Linked DNA regions of Homo sapiens: region 2 is linked to region 1. Evidence: chromatin loops called from intact Hi-C (ENCODE). Cell type or tissue: heart right ventricle. All regions are shown on one strand. Each heading gives the region's core, and the rest is flanking DNA. Links, peaks and the distances in the headings are about the cores only.

The links. Hi-C counts contacts between places; a loop is a spot of excess contacts. Peaks named below come from ENCODE experiments on the same cell type or tissue, not always from the same donor. Only the 100,000 strongest peaks of a DNase experiment are listed, where the experiment ranks them.
Region 2: a loop joins it to region 1, with 5 times the contacts of the local background. A loop is called at or near these places in 2 of 110 quality-filtered maps.

Annotation. Positions count from the first base shown.
Region 1 is chr4:140,433,955-140,440,436 of GRCh38, forward strand. No RefSeq gene overlaps it. Among named protein-coding and RNA genes, the nearest start is that of CLGN, 9.5 kb to the left of the region's middle. In heart right ventricle, for the core only: no CTCF peak of the experiment used is centred there; no DNase peak of the experiment used is centred there.
Region 2 is chr4:140,833,579-140,840,060 of GRCh38, forward strand. No RefSeq gene overlaps it. Among named protein-coding and RNA genes, the nearest start is that of TBC1D9, 80 kb to the left of the region's middle. In heart right ventricle, for the core only: no CTCF peak of the experiment used is centred there; no DNase peak of the experiment used is centred there; H3K27ac peaks cover 606 bases.

The DNA.
Region 1 (6,482 bases), core at 2,151-4,650:
AGACTCTATGCTCAAGTAGGCACCCAGAAGAATGTACATTGAAACACTGTTGTAACACTGAAAAAAATATTTAAATAGTAATGGATCAATTTCTGCATCAGAGGAGGAAATGCTAAATAAATTATGCTCTATTCATATTTTAGAATATTGTGTTGATGTTAAAAAGAAAGAATTAGATCCATGTTGGTGACACAGAAAAAATTAAGTAACAAATATTGAGTGAAAAATCAACTGGCATTTTAACCAAAGGCTTTTAAAAATCCAAAGCAATACCATATATTCTAATAAGTACATATGTATGTAAATGCATAGGAAAATATACAGTAGTATTCACGCCAAATTGAAATCAGAAATAATTTCTGGGAAAAGGACTGGGATTTTGGTTGGTTGTCAGGTAGAACTTTTGCCTGGTTGGTAATAGTTTTTTTTAATAACAAAGATGTATTTATGCATTAATTGTACAATTAAATAAATAACATTAAAAATTATCATAGTATAATACTGTTCTTTGTGTGAAATGAATTTCCTGTTTTTATTTTTCAGTAGTTTTTAATAGTTAGAAATGAATGTTGAATTCCAGTACATGCCTTTTCAACCCATGTTGAGATTATTAATACATAAATTTCCTGAATATGAAACAATCTTGCATTTGGGGAATAAAGACAACTTCAATGGTCTGAATGTTTATGTTGCTTCAAAATTCATATGTTGAAATCCTAACCCCCACAGTCTGGTATTAGGAGGCCGGGACTATAGGGGGTGATAAAGTCATAAGGGTAAGGCCCCAGGAACTCTCTGCCCCTGTCATCATGTGAAGACACAGTGAGAAGGTGCCATCTTTGAGGAGGCAATCCCTCACCAGACACCAAATCTACCAGCACCTTGATCTTGAACATCCCAGCCTCCAGAACTGTGAGAAATAAATTTCTGTAGTTTAGAAGCCACCTAGTCTACGCCATTTTGTTATAGCAGCCAAAAAGAATAAGACACTAACCTTTTCATAACTGATTATTCCATTATTTTGTTTCTCAGTTCTATTTATGAAGTTTCTTTAGCCTTTTTACATATGTATGCATAATTGAGATAGTCTATAATTTTTCTTGCCTGAATCTGATAACAGAATTAAGTTTATTTTATACAATGAATTAGGAAGTTTTAAGAATTCTCTCATGCCCTGGAATCATTTATATAGTATGAAATTTTATATTGTTTTTTGAGATTTTGAAAAGTTTATTATAACTTTATGGGCATTAATGTTTTGGTGGATTGGTTCATTGAATTTTCCTGAGTTATTATTCATTTACTCAGATTTTCCACTTTCTGCTATATAATTTTAAATATTTTTTCCAGAAAACCATTCATTCAATGAGATATTCAAAGTTACTGGACGCACGTTTGTACTAAGGGAAGGCTGTTTTCTTGAGGAAGGAGCTTACAGCATCAATAGTCATGTATATTATGATTCTTTCCCCAAATTTTCCCCAGAGCAACCAGGGTGACTATGCACTAGCTGAAGGGAAATATCCAGACCTTCTAGAGTTTTTAAAGTACTGTTTCTGAACTGACACTAATTCCTAAAGACTCCAAGCACCGTCATGTACTTATGTTCAGATTGTGAATTTATGGAGGTCACATGCTAGATGGAGTCTTGGCCTAAGTCCCTATGCCAAAGGAGTCCAGTGAAGTCACAGCCCCCTACCTGTAGTATTTCTCTAGTTCCAGAATATGTAATAGGGCTAAATATATGCAGTAACTAACAGAATCCCCCGTGTTTGTTCCCTGCTCCATGGAGTGAGGGCTATGACAAGATATCACCTCGTGAGAAACAAGTTGCTGTACCCTGGGCCACCCCCCAAAAAGAAAGAGACACAACACCTGGCAGGCCTACTCAGATTTGGGATATAACATACACCACATTTGGACAGATTGCTAGGACACATTTCCTGGGTATCTGTAAAACTTCCATATTTGAGTGGGGCCTGTAACTTGCCACAGGTTCAGACTACAGAAAGAGTGTCCCTGTACTTGGGCCTTATGACTCAGGAGATTCAGTGGCATTAGAAGTGTCAATGGCTGATAAAGACATGGTGAGGAATTTCTGTTAAGTTCTAATAAGAGGATCACAGAACATACCACTAGGATTTTGCAGTAAGAGATGCTCTCTTCTGCTGACAACAATTCTCCACTTGAAAAGCAACTCCTGGTGTACTACTGGATCTTCATAAACACTGAATGCCTGCCCATAAGACATGAAGTGACCTGAATTGAGGTAATCTGATTCACCAAGTCACAAAATTGGACAGATGTGATCATGTGTAGGAAGCATAACAAAACTGCATATGCTGATGGCTCAGATTCACACGGTTCCTTATTGTTTCTCTCTCACTCTGCATCTATGGCCTGATGAAGAGGCCTCTATGACCAGTTAACAATGAAGGAAAAAGTACCACCTGGTTTCTGGATGGATCTGCCCTGCTATATTTGTAGCAGTGAGAAGTGGACAGTTGCTACATTACAGCCCCACTCAGGGAAGTCCTAGAAAAGCAGGGGTGAGCTGAAATCATTCCAGTGGGCAGAATTTCTGGTTGTCCACTCATGTGGAAAGAAAGATAGCCTTAATATAGATCTTCATAATATGTGGACTAGCAGATAGGCTAGCTGACCCGGGATGTAGAAAGAACAAGAATGACATGCTGATCGCGAGGCAGGTTGTAAGAGAGGTTTGTGGATGGGTTTCTTGGAGTGGGCACAGAGTGTGAAGATATGTATGTTCCACATAAAGCCCCCCTACAGGTATCCACTGCAGAGGAGGTTCTCAAAATCCAGATGGATAAGAATATCCACGTCAGCCCCCTTTTCTGGCCAAAAATGCAAGCTCAAAGGCCCCATATACAAAGTGGTCATGGAGGCAGGTGTTGAGGCCATGCATGGATTTAATAAAATGGGCTTTAATTCATGAGGGTGATCTAGCTACCAGTGTAACTGAATTCTCAATCTGTCAACAGCAGAGGCCAGTGTGGAAGTCTTGCTGGAATTATCTTTTATGGGGATCAGGCAGATGTCTAGCAGTATTTTGAGGATCTGGAATGCTTTCATGATGGAAAAAGCAGCTATTTGTCCTCAGAGGAGAAATACACATTCTGGTTGTGGATTTGTCTATTCCCTTTCTGCCAGAGCTACCATTTATGAACTTACAGAATATCTCATCCATTGCCATGGTAGCCCACACAATACGGCTTCCAACAAGAAATACATATTATGAGAAGGAAGTGCAATAATGGTCTTACCCCCATGGATTCACTAGTCTGACTATGTACCACATCACCCAAAAGAAGTTGCCTTGTTAGAGTGATGGAATGGCTTTTGGAAGACTCAGTTGTAGCTCCTCGTGAAAATAACATCTGGGAGATTGGGGTGCTGATCTACTGGATTTACTATGTCTTAATCTGGTGACCAATGTAGGAAACAAGGGTGAGGGGGAAGTGGCCACTCTCATTACAACAAATCCTCTCCTGAACACAATTTTTGTTCTTATCCTCAAGACTTTCAGTTCAATGGGTTTGAATGTCCCAGTGCCCCAGGGAGGAATGCTTTGAGGAGGGAACAATCATAGTTCCATTAAATTAGAATGTGTGGCTGTTTCTTAACAGTCTGTACTGCTTAACCAGTAGGCAGGAAAGGTTAGTATACAGTGTGATTGATCTTGATTACCAAGGAGAAAATAGGTTTCTGTTACAAAATGGGGGCAATAGAGAACTGTATCTAAAACCTAGCACTTCTTAGTAAGTCCTTACTCAACTGTATTGATCAATGGAAGATACATCCACCAAGGACCCAAATTCTACAGGAAGAAAAGTTGAGTCACACCAATTTTCATACAACCCCTTCCATTCAACTATCAGGAGAGGGTAAGAGGACCATAAAAGAATTATCAAAGAAGGAAGTTTGAAAATCAACCCAGGACTCATCACAAACCTCAGAATGGGTCTCGTGATCTGTTTCCTTTGGCTTCCTTTTTTTCCTTTGCTACTTATGTGGAAGCACAGGTGGTAGCTAAGATTTTAGGTTTCAGGTAAGAGTATAACTGACTTGGCATCACCTCATAATGATATGTTACTGGGGATTTTGTGTGAATACATTTTTCACCAAGGCAAGATATATGAACAAGAATATATGCTAACAAAGGGGGTGAAATATGCTAAATATTTTCTGTTTGCCCCACTAGATGTAGTCTCTATCCTCTTCCACTTTGCTCTGTGACCCATGCAGGTGGCCTTTATGGATGGCATTAATGGTTTCTGTGGGGTCAGCCAATGAAAGGCATTGACAAGAAACTGGAGGAAGGAAAGATGAAGCTTTCCACTAGGCTTCCTCTCTAGTGGTAAGTACAACAATGCCATCACATACGGTTCTTCTCATTGAAGACCAGTTACAAGGCTTTTTAAAATACCACTAGATCTAATGTAATTGGCACACAGAGGTAAAAGCAAGCATCAAGAAAAAGCTTTTCCCTAAGAAACTTTCATGAGGACATTTTTGCCTTTTACACTGAGACCCTGCTTTACTTTCTGCTTCCCTCCGCTCCTCACCTTCCTTGTTTGCGGCTATCATTAAATCAGCCAAGTCCTACTCTTGCTTCTAGTCTTAGTGTTTTAGCTCAGAAAGTGAGCTAAACAGGTTGTTAACCTGACCCATTGATGTGAAAATATGTAAAACTCCAAGTTTCTGATATGTGTTTAATTCTTATTCTCAATTTGGAATGTTGTTTCAGGGGGTACCTAGTTATCTATTTTAATGAATATATTAATAAGAATTCAGAGTGGAAGGCTCATGTGCTTTTATTCACTTCTTACTAGAAGTCTTAACAAACATTTATTGAGCATCTTCTGTGTCCTAGGCAGTGTGCAAAAATTTTGACTGACAAACACGTGGTTCCTGCTTTCAAATAGCTAATAATGTAGTTAGGGAAATAGACATATAACCAAATATCTATAATATATGAGAAATTATATAATAGTAGCATAGACAAAATGCTATGGGAGCATAAAGTATGTTGTTACTCATTCTTCCTAAATGAAAGCTTCATCAAAGAAGTGACATTAGAACTGTGTGACAAAGGCAGAGGAAATGGATATTCTGGCTATCATGGTCACAGCATGAGATATCCGGAGAATGGAAACTAGTCCATTTTAGTTAGATGTAGAGTGCATGAAAGTAAATGTCAGAAAATGATTCAGGAATAGTACATTGGGGCCAGTTTATTAAGGAGCTTGAATGTCATGGCAGATAATTAAACTTTATTCTTCAGATAGAACCATCAGATTATTTTAAACAGCAGAGTGACAGGATTAACCCTAAATTTCGGGAAAATATTTAGTTGCAATGTGACATATTGAGTGACATGCAATTTGATGACTTTTGACATATATACACCCAAGAAACACCACAAAAATAATGAACATATTAATCACCCCCAAATTTTCCTTGCCCTCTATCCCTAAGCAATCACAGATTTGTTTGCTGTCATTATTGATTAGATTGCCATGTGTAGAATTATACATAGATGAAACTATATAGCATGTACTCTTTTTTTCTCTGGCTTCTTTCAGTCAGCATAATGATTCTGAGATCCATACATGTGTTTGTGTGCATCGATAGTTTGCTCCTTTTTATTGTTCAGTAGTATTCCACCATACAGATATGAAACTATTTATACATTCACCTCTTAATAGACATTTGGATTGTTTTTAGTTTTTGGCTGTTATAAATAAAGATGCTGATATGGTTGAAATGTTTGTCCCCTCCATATCTCATGTTGAAATGTGTTTCCAGTGTTGGAGGTGGGGCCTAGTGGGAGGTGACTGGATCATGGTGGCAGATCCCTGATGAATGGTTTAGCACTATCTCCTTTGTGATAAGTGAGTTCTCAGTTCATGTGAGTTATGGTTGTTTAAGAGTCTGGAACCTCCCCATTCTCACTCTGTTGCTCTTGCTCTCACCATGTGACATGCTGGCTCCCCTTCACCTTCTGCCATGATTGTGAACTTTCTGAGGCCCTCATCAGGAGCTGAGCAGATGTTGGTGCCATGTTTATACAGCCTGCAGAACCATGAGCCAATTAAACCTCTTTTCTTTATAAATTACCCAGTCTTAGATATTCCCTTATAGTAATGCAAAAAAGGCCTAATACAGAGTTATTCAAGTCTCTTGAATAACTAGGAGTGGAATGGCTGGGATGTCTTGTAGGTACATGGAATTGTGTCATTTTTTATTCCCACAAGCAGTGTATGAGAGTGTTTATTTCCACACGTTAAGAACTAATTCATTGCAATTTTCTTTTTTTTAATAGGACATAAGTTGAATTTTTTTCAAAGGCTTTTTAAGCATCTGTGGAGGTAACCGTGTGATTTTTCTTCTTAGTCCTATTAGTATTGTGCACTCTAATAGTAGGTTTCCTAACAGAATGCTAACAGGTTCTTGCA
Region 2 (6,482 bases), core at 2,480-4,979, 400 kb after region 1:
GAGAGAGAGAGAGAGATTGAGATTACAGTCTTTTTGTAATCTAATCTTAGAAGTGGCATCTCATCACTTTTGCGATATTCTATTTGTTAGAGAGGAGTCACTAGATTCAGCCCACAGTCAAAGAGAAAAACAGCTTGCATAAGGACATGAATAACAAGAAGCAGGGATCATAGGACCATCGTAAGAGGCTGCCTACCACCGCATGTTGCTAACTTTGATGCCCTGTAGTACCTAGTCCTGGCTGACATAAAGCAGGTGCTCCAGAGGTGGTAGTAAATTGATTTAAAAAGATCAGAACTCCTGTCACCCCTGAGGTGGATAGAATAGGTGCCACCAGGAAAAGTTTTCCCAAATGCTTTCCTGCAATTTGCAGTTCTACACTGGGCATCCTGATCTATGGAACAGAGCAGGAAGGTGAGGTCAGCCAAGGAAGTCAACACAACCTATGTAGGGTATTGCTCCAGTGTCTTTCCTGCCATTGTCCATCTTGAATTGTGCTTTATTCATGTATAGCATACGATCACTTAGTCATTCAACAAAGACTAATTGGGGTCTTTCTATGTACCAGGCCCTAGGGACACAGTGATGAAGAAGAGGAGCCCCTGCTTTTGTGGAGCCTGCATTGTAGTAATTATTTTCCCTATGAGCTTGAAACGGTTTCCCAATTAGTTTTTGGGACAAGAAGCCAAACTTTATTGCACCCTCATTGCTTTGTCATAGAGGTCCTAGGGGAAACATCTGAACTGATATTAGCCCTTAGCTGGAGGGCTACTACTTTCCTAACTCCCTCATCTTCTTCAAGTCTTTGCTTACCTATTCAATAGGGCCTATCTTAACGATTCTAGTTAACAATGCAGAGTTTTCATACACCCACTCTCAATCCCCCTTAACCTCTCCTATTCTTTCTCCCTGCCCCATATCACTTTTTACCTTCCAACATTATTTTTACTACACAATCCTGTTCTCCCCTCTGCTTGGATCTAATCTCCAGAGTGAGGATCTTCATCTGTGTTTCTTCTGCTACTCTGTCCCCAAATCTAGAATAGTGCCTGGCACATAGGAGGCGTCCGACACGTATTTGTTGAATGAATGAATTGAGTCCCTCCAGGTCAGGCTTCCTTTTTAGACCCTACTTTGTAGTTGGGAGAATTTTTTCTGGAAGGAATAGAGATGTAGTGAAAACTGGCCATGCTTTTAGTTGTGGCTGTTGATTCCAAAAAAGGGAATTAGATTTAATTTCTTCATAGGGCTGAGAAATGAGATGTGATTAATAGATGCCAAATTAGTCAATGATGAATGGATTTTCTTCCATGTAGTCAATCCTACAGCTGTCTGGTTTTCACTCGGTTTTAATGAGTCTTTGCACATGCAGGTTGAACAGGCATTGTAATGGAAGCTGAGGGTTGCCTGGTGATTTGGAGTGAATTGTGTCTAATTGGAGCAAAATCAGCAGCTCTTACCCTTTATCCCCCAAAGAATGAGGAGATGCTGGGAAGCAACAATTGCATTCCCGCAGCAGTTCAGAAAGTTTAATGCTGCAAGTTTTCCAGGCCTTGAAAATAATAGGAAGTGATTATGAGAAGTGAAGTTACTCTGGCTGACCTCACCTTTTTGGTTTGACTTTGTTCTGACTTGTGTCTTACTCTTAATGCTTGACGGTTTTGAATTAAACATAATCCTTTAGCTAAGCCCTTAACATTTTGGCGGATGGGGAGCCCATTACAAAAGTTCCACTTTTGTTACTGAACTAAGTTCAGACACATACCACCAGAGGATGATGAAAACCAGGCTTTTGCCTTTCTCCTCCGGCAGCTTTAGTGCACACAGAGTCCACTTCAGAAGGAAGGAAGGAGTTGTCCACGGCTGTTTCCCCGTATTTTCTCTCCTGTCTACCCTCAAGGTCTGACTTCTGCTTCTTCCTGGCTGACCCAGTTTGTCATTCATTTATTTCAGCTCATCTGGTATTCCCTTGAAAGTGGCTTCAATTCACATCTAGATAAAAAAGGAGTGAAGCAAAAAGGACCTTTGAGGTCCAGATCTGCTATTGGTACGATTAACCACACCTTAGCACAACTCTAGATGTTTCTTCTTTTCTTTGCCTTATCAAGAATTCTTTTCATGTTTTCTTTTCTTTTTTTTTTTTTTTTTAAGAACAAGACAGAACCTGGAAATAAAGCAGGTGTGTCCTTTCACAAGAAGAAGGTGAAATGGGAGAAAAATCCCTCCTACCATATAAACCTGAATGGAAACAAAATCTCTAACTCTAGCAGTGGGAGCTCTCTTTAGGTAGCTGGAAGTGCTTGGTGAAGACACTGTATTATGACACAGAATCAAACACTCAATCCAACCGTGTGTGAAACCTGGGTGCACTGGAAGCTCATTTAAAATTTTCTGTTTCAATTTTGAAAATTGATATTTATTTTTTACAGTTTAAAGTAAAATATGTTTGTTAATGTAAATTGAAGAAAAGCAGAAAAGTAGAAAGAAGACAAAATGAAAGTCACATGTATTCTTTATCACTGGAAGATAAAGGATGTCGACGTTTTGTTATACTTCCCTCCAGTCCCCTTTTAAATGTTTTTCTTCACAGAATTGCAACTATCTAGTCTCTACAATTCTCTTAGTTTCCTTTTTTTCCCAAATTCTCTCAGATCCTGAAATATTCTCTTATTTTCCCATAGCATGAAACATTTGTCCAATTTTTCAAACTCCCCAGAACTTTTTTCAATGGCAGCAAAGTAGTCTAGGGAGAACATGGGCCACAGCTTACTGTTATTATTAGAACAATAGCCATGTTCTAAACTAGGAGTCAGGAAACAACTTCTGTAAAGGGCCAAATAGTAAACATTCTAGACTTTGTGGGCCATATATCTTTCACAACTACCAATCCTCCTTGACTTACGATGGGGTTATGTCCCGATAAACCCATCGTAAGTTGAAAATATCATAAGTTGAAAATGCATTTAATATGTCTAACCTACTAAAAATCGTGGCTTAGCGTACCCTACTTTAAACGCGCTCAGAACACTTACATTAGCTTACAGTTGGGCAAAATCATTCGGCAACACAGTGCACAGTAAAGTATGGGTTGTTTCCTCCTGATCGTGAGGCTTACTGGGAGCTGTGGCTCACTGTTGCCGACTAGGATCACAAGAGTATCATACCACTTTCTACTGAATGTGTAGCACTTTTGATCCATCATAAAGTTAAAAAATTGTGAGACAAACCATCTTTAAGTGTTGGGGATTGTCTGTACTCGGCCCTGCCATAGTACCACAAAAGCAGCCATAGATAATATGTAAACAAATAAGCATGGCTGTCTTCCAGTAGAACTTTATTTACAAAAACAAGCAATGGGCCAGGTCTGACCCACTGGCTATAGTTTGCTGACTCCTATTCTAAGTTATTACATTGTGTTTAATTTTTTGTATTTTAGTTCTTTGATGAACATTGTGCTTCCTCATCTAGGATTACGACCTTAAAAAGCATTTGTAGACATAAAATTGAAGTGAATTTGCTGAAGGTCAAAGTCTTTGAAAGGCTTTTTACCCACATTGCCAAATTCTTCCTCAAAGGACACAGCCACTGTCATCTGCTAAACCAGCAATATAGGCTACTACTGACTTCACTAACCTGTCTTCAGTATTTATTTTATTCATTTCATTCAAAGTCATGTTTAGGAAGATGTGAGAAACACACATTTGAGTGTCCAAAGTCAAAGAATGGGCGCAGAGACATGAAGAACAGTGGAAGCGAGACTTTTAATGGTGGTCTTGCAAGATTGGGTGTCTGGTAGGCAGGCACACCCGGGGCAGTTACAGCAGATAATTTATCTCCCAGCACACAAGTCCCTCCCCAAGTTCCTCATTGGTGGAGTACTATGGGGTTATAATCTTCCCAGATATCGCCTATATTTCATTATTCCCCTTATAAGGTTATAGTCCCCTTCCCCTCTTAAGTTTCGATTTCCCAATAACGAAACTTTCTTCCCTTTTATGGGCTGACCCCCTCCTCTACATTCTGTTTGCTTATTGTGACCTTCTAGGTGCATGAGCCGTGCGGTATATCACAACCGCAGTCTGGCTGCCAGTACTTAGATTTATCATGCCTTGAAAATGGACCATTTAAAATATTTTCTCACAGAAGATAATTACCAGGTGGGGAAAAAACAAGCTGAAAAATAGTATTAAAAATTTAAAAACTTAAAAAGAGTAAAAAAACTGTTATTTTGATTGGCAAAGAAATGAAATTTCATTATTGTTTTAAACAGTATTTCCTGGAGGCTGAATCTTTTCCCATGTTTGCTAATCTGTGGCACTTCCTCTTTTGGGACATGTCTGCTTATGTCTTTTCTCTAAGTGAGAATCTAGAAGGTATGTAGCTGTTCCAGTTAACTATGCTTAGTAAGTGTTAAAGGCAACATTTGAAATTACCCAAGTATGTCTTCAGAGGAATGTCTAAATAACTTTGGTATATAGTTGACAATGGCATTTTATGTGGGTATTACAGATTTTTTGTTTGTTTTGTTGTTCTTTTAGGATTGTAGGTGGCAGAATTTAATGATGTTTATGTTTCAGCTCATCGCCGTCTGTATTCATTGATTCGTCTAAGGCATCTTCTTTATCTTATTATTTTTTCCCTTTATCTCTATATGTTTCCTGTGGCTGCTGCAACAAATTAGCACACATGTAGTGGCTTATAACAATAGAAATGTATTCTCTCACAATTCTGGAGGCCAGAAGACCTATATCAGTATCACGAAGCTGAAATCAAGGAGTCCTCAGGGCCACAGTCCGTCTGGAGGCTCTAAGGGAGCCTCTTCCCACTTCCATTGGCTCCCAGCATTTCCTGCTGTGGCCATATCACTCGAATGGGCAAGGCCAGCATCTTCACATCTCTGCTCTGTCTTCACATGGCCCTCTCTGTGTTTAAAATCTCCCTCTGCCTCCTCTTATCAGGACACTTGTCATGCCCCCGATGGCAACTGACTTTCTAAGCCTATCTCCTACTCCCTCGTAGACATTCTGTCTGCTTGTTATTTTTCAATTACGTCCTATAATTGACTGACTCTAAGTGGCCTTTTCAACCATCACTATTTATTTAATTCCAATGAATCTTTCAAGTAAGATCTAAAATAATAGCACACTGATAATCATTTCCTTATTTTCCCCAACTAGTATTTCCTTCCTTTATGATTTTTAAAATTTAATGAATACTTTTTGAGGGTTTATTTTATGCAGGTACTATTCTAAGGCCACAAATACTTTCTTAGTTCTTTTTGTTCAACTCGATGAAGTAGATACTATTATTTTTCCCAATTTTAAGTTGCAGAAACAAAGGCACAGGGAGGCTAAGTAATTTGCCTGAGGTCACACAGCTGTATGTCTCAGAGTTGGGATTTATTTTGGCAATCTGTAGAGACAAAGATTTTAACTTCTCTGTGTGCTGCCTTCTTTTCTGCTGTTCTCTTTATTTTATCCCTATTCCCTCCCTCTTTTCCTTCAATTAGTAAATGTGTGTGTCATGTATGTTAGTGAATAAAGCAGTTGTCTCATGAATGTGTGATGGGGAAGATGCACATGTAAACAAATCAACAAGCAATAAACACATAAAATTCACAGAGATGAGTAATCAGGGAAGCAGTCGGGGTCCTGGGAGTTTGCTTTTCACATTTTAAAATTAACTTCATTATAGAGCTTACTACATTCTTTTTTGAACTGTTCTGGAAATATTTGCATACCAGTCTTATCAATTTTCATATGTTTCAGATTCCAGGAGATGTTGATTTTTTTTTCCCTGTATGCTCAGTAAGATGGGCACGGTGAACATCAACTAAATATGAGTTGGATCAATGAACTAATGGAATAGCTTCAGTCAATACTGAACCTGTTAATGGTTTCTGGTCATCCTCTGACTTCTGCACGTCAGTCCTGGGGCCTGGCACAGGGATGCCTCAGCGTCTGGCTGGTTGAGCAGGAATCTAGAGCATTTTGATAAGTATCTGAGCAAGTCCCTAGTACTTAAAGTGAGGCCACCTTCAAATAAGTCATGACGGGATTTACATAAGGAAGAAAGGCCTGTCTGAGATGACGCTCTGTTAAGCCTCCATATCCAGGAATCTGCAACAAGCAGCACATTTTTCTGAACTCTGCAAGCTGGTTGGGGGTAAGAAATTATAGTAATTAGCAACATGGCAACAATTTAGTATCTAGAAGAAAACAGGTCCTGCTGATGCCACAAAAACAAGGAGGCAAAACAAAGCTCTCTCTGTGTGTAGCACCACCTTCTAAATTTGGGGGAAATTGCTGAAAAGGCATTACTGTGCCTTGAATGAGAGGTTGACCTAGAGAGGTCATCTGAATTTAAAAACCAGAGCTTATGCCTTTCAAAATCCTTAAGCCAGGCCTGCCTGAGCCATGGAGCAGCCCCTCCTCTCCCCAGCTGACTTTTCCCATGTCACCGTTCAGTGTGGCCAGCATTTC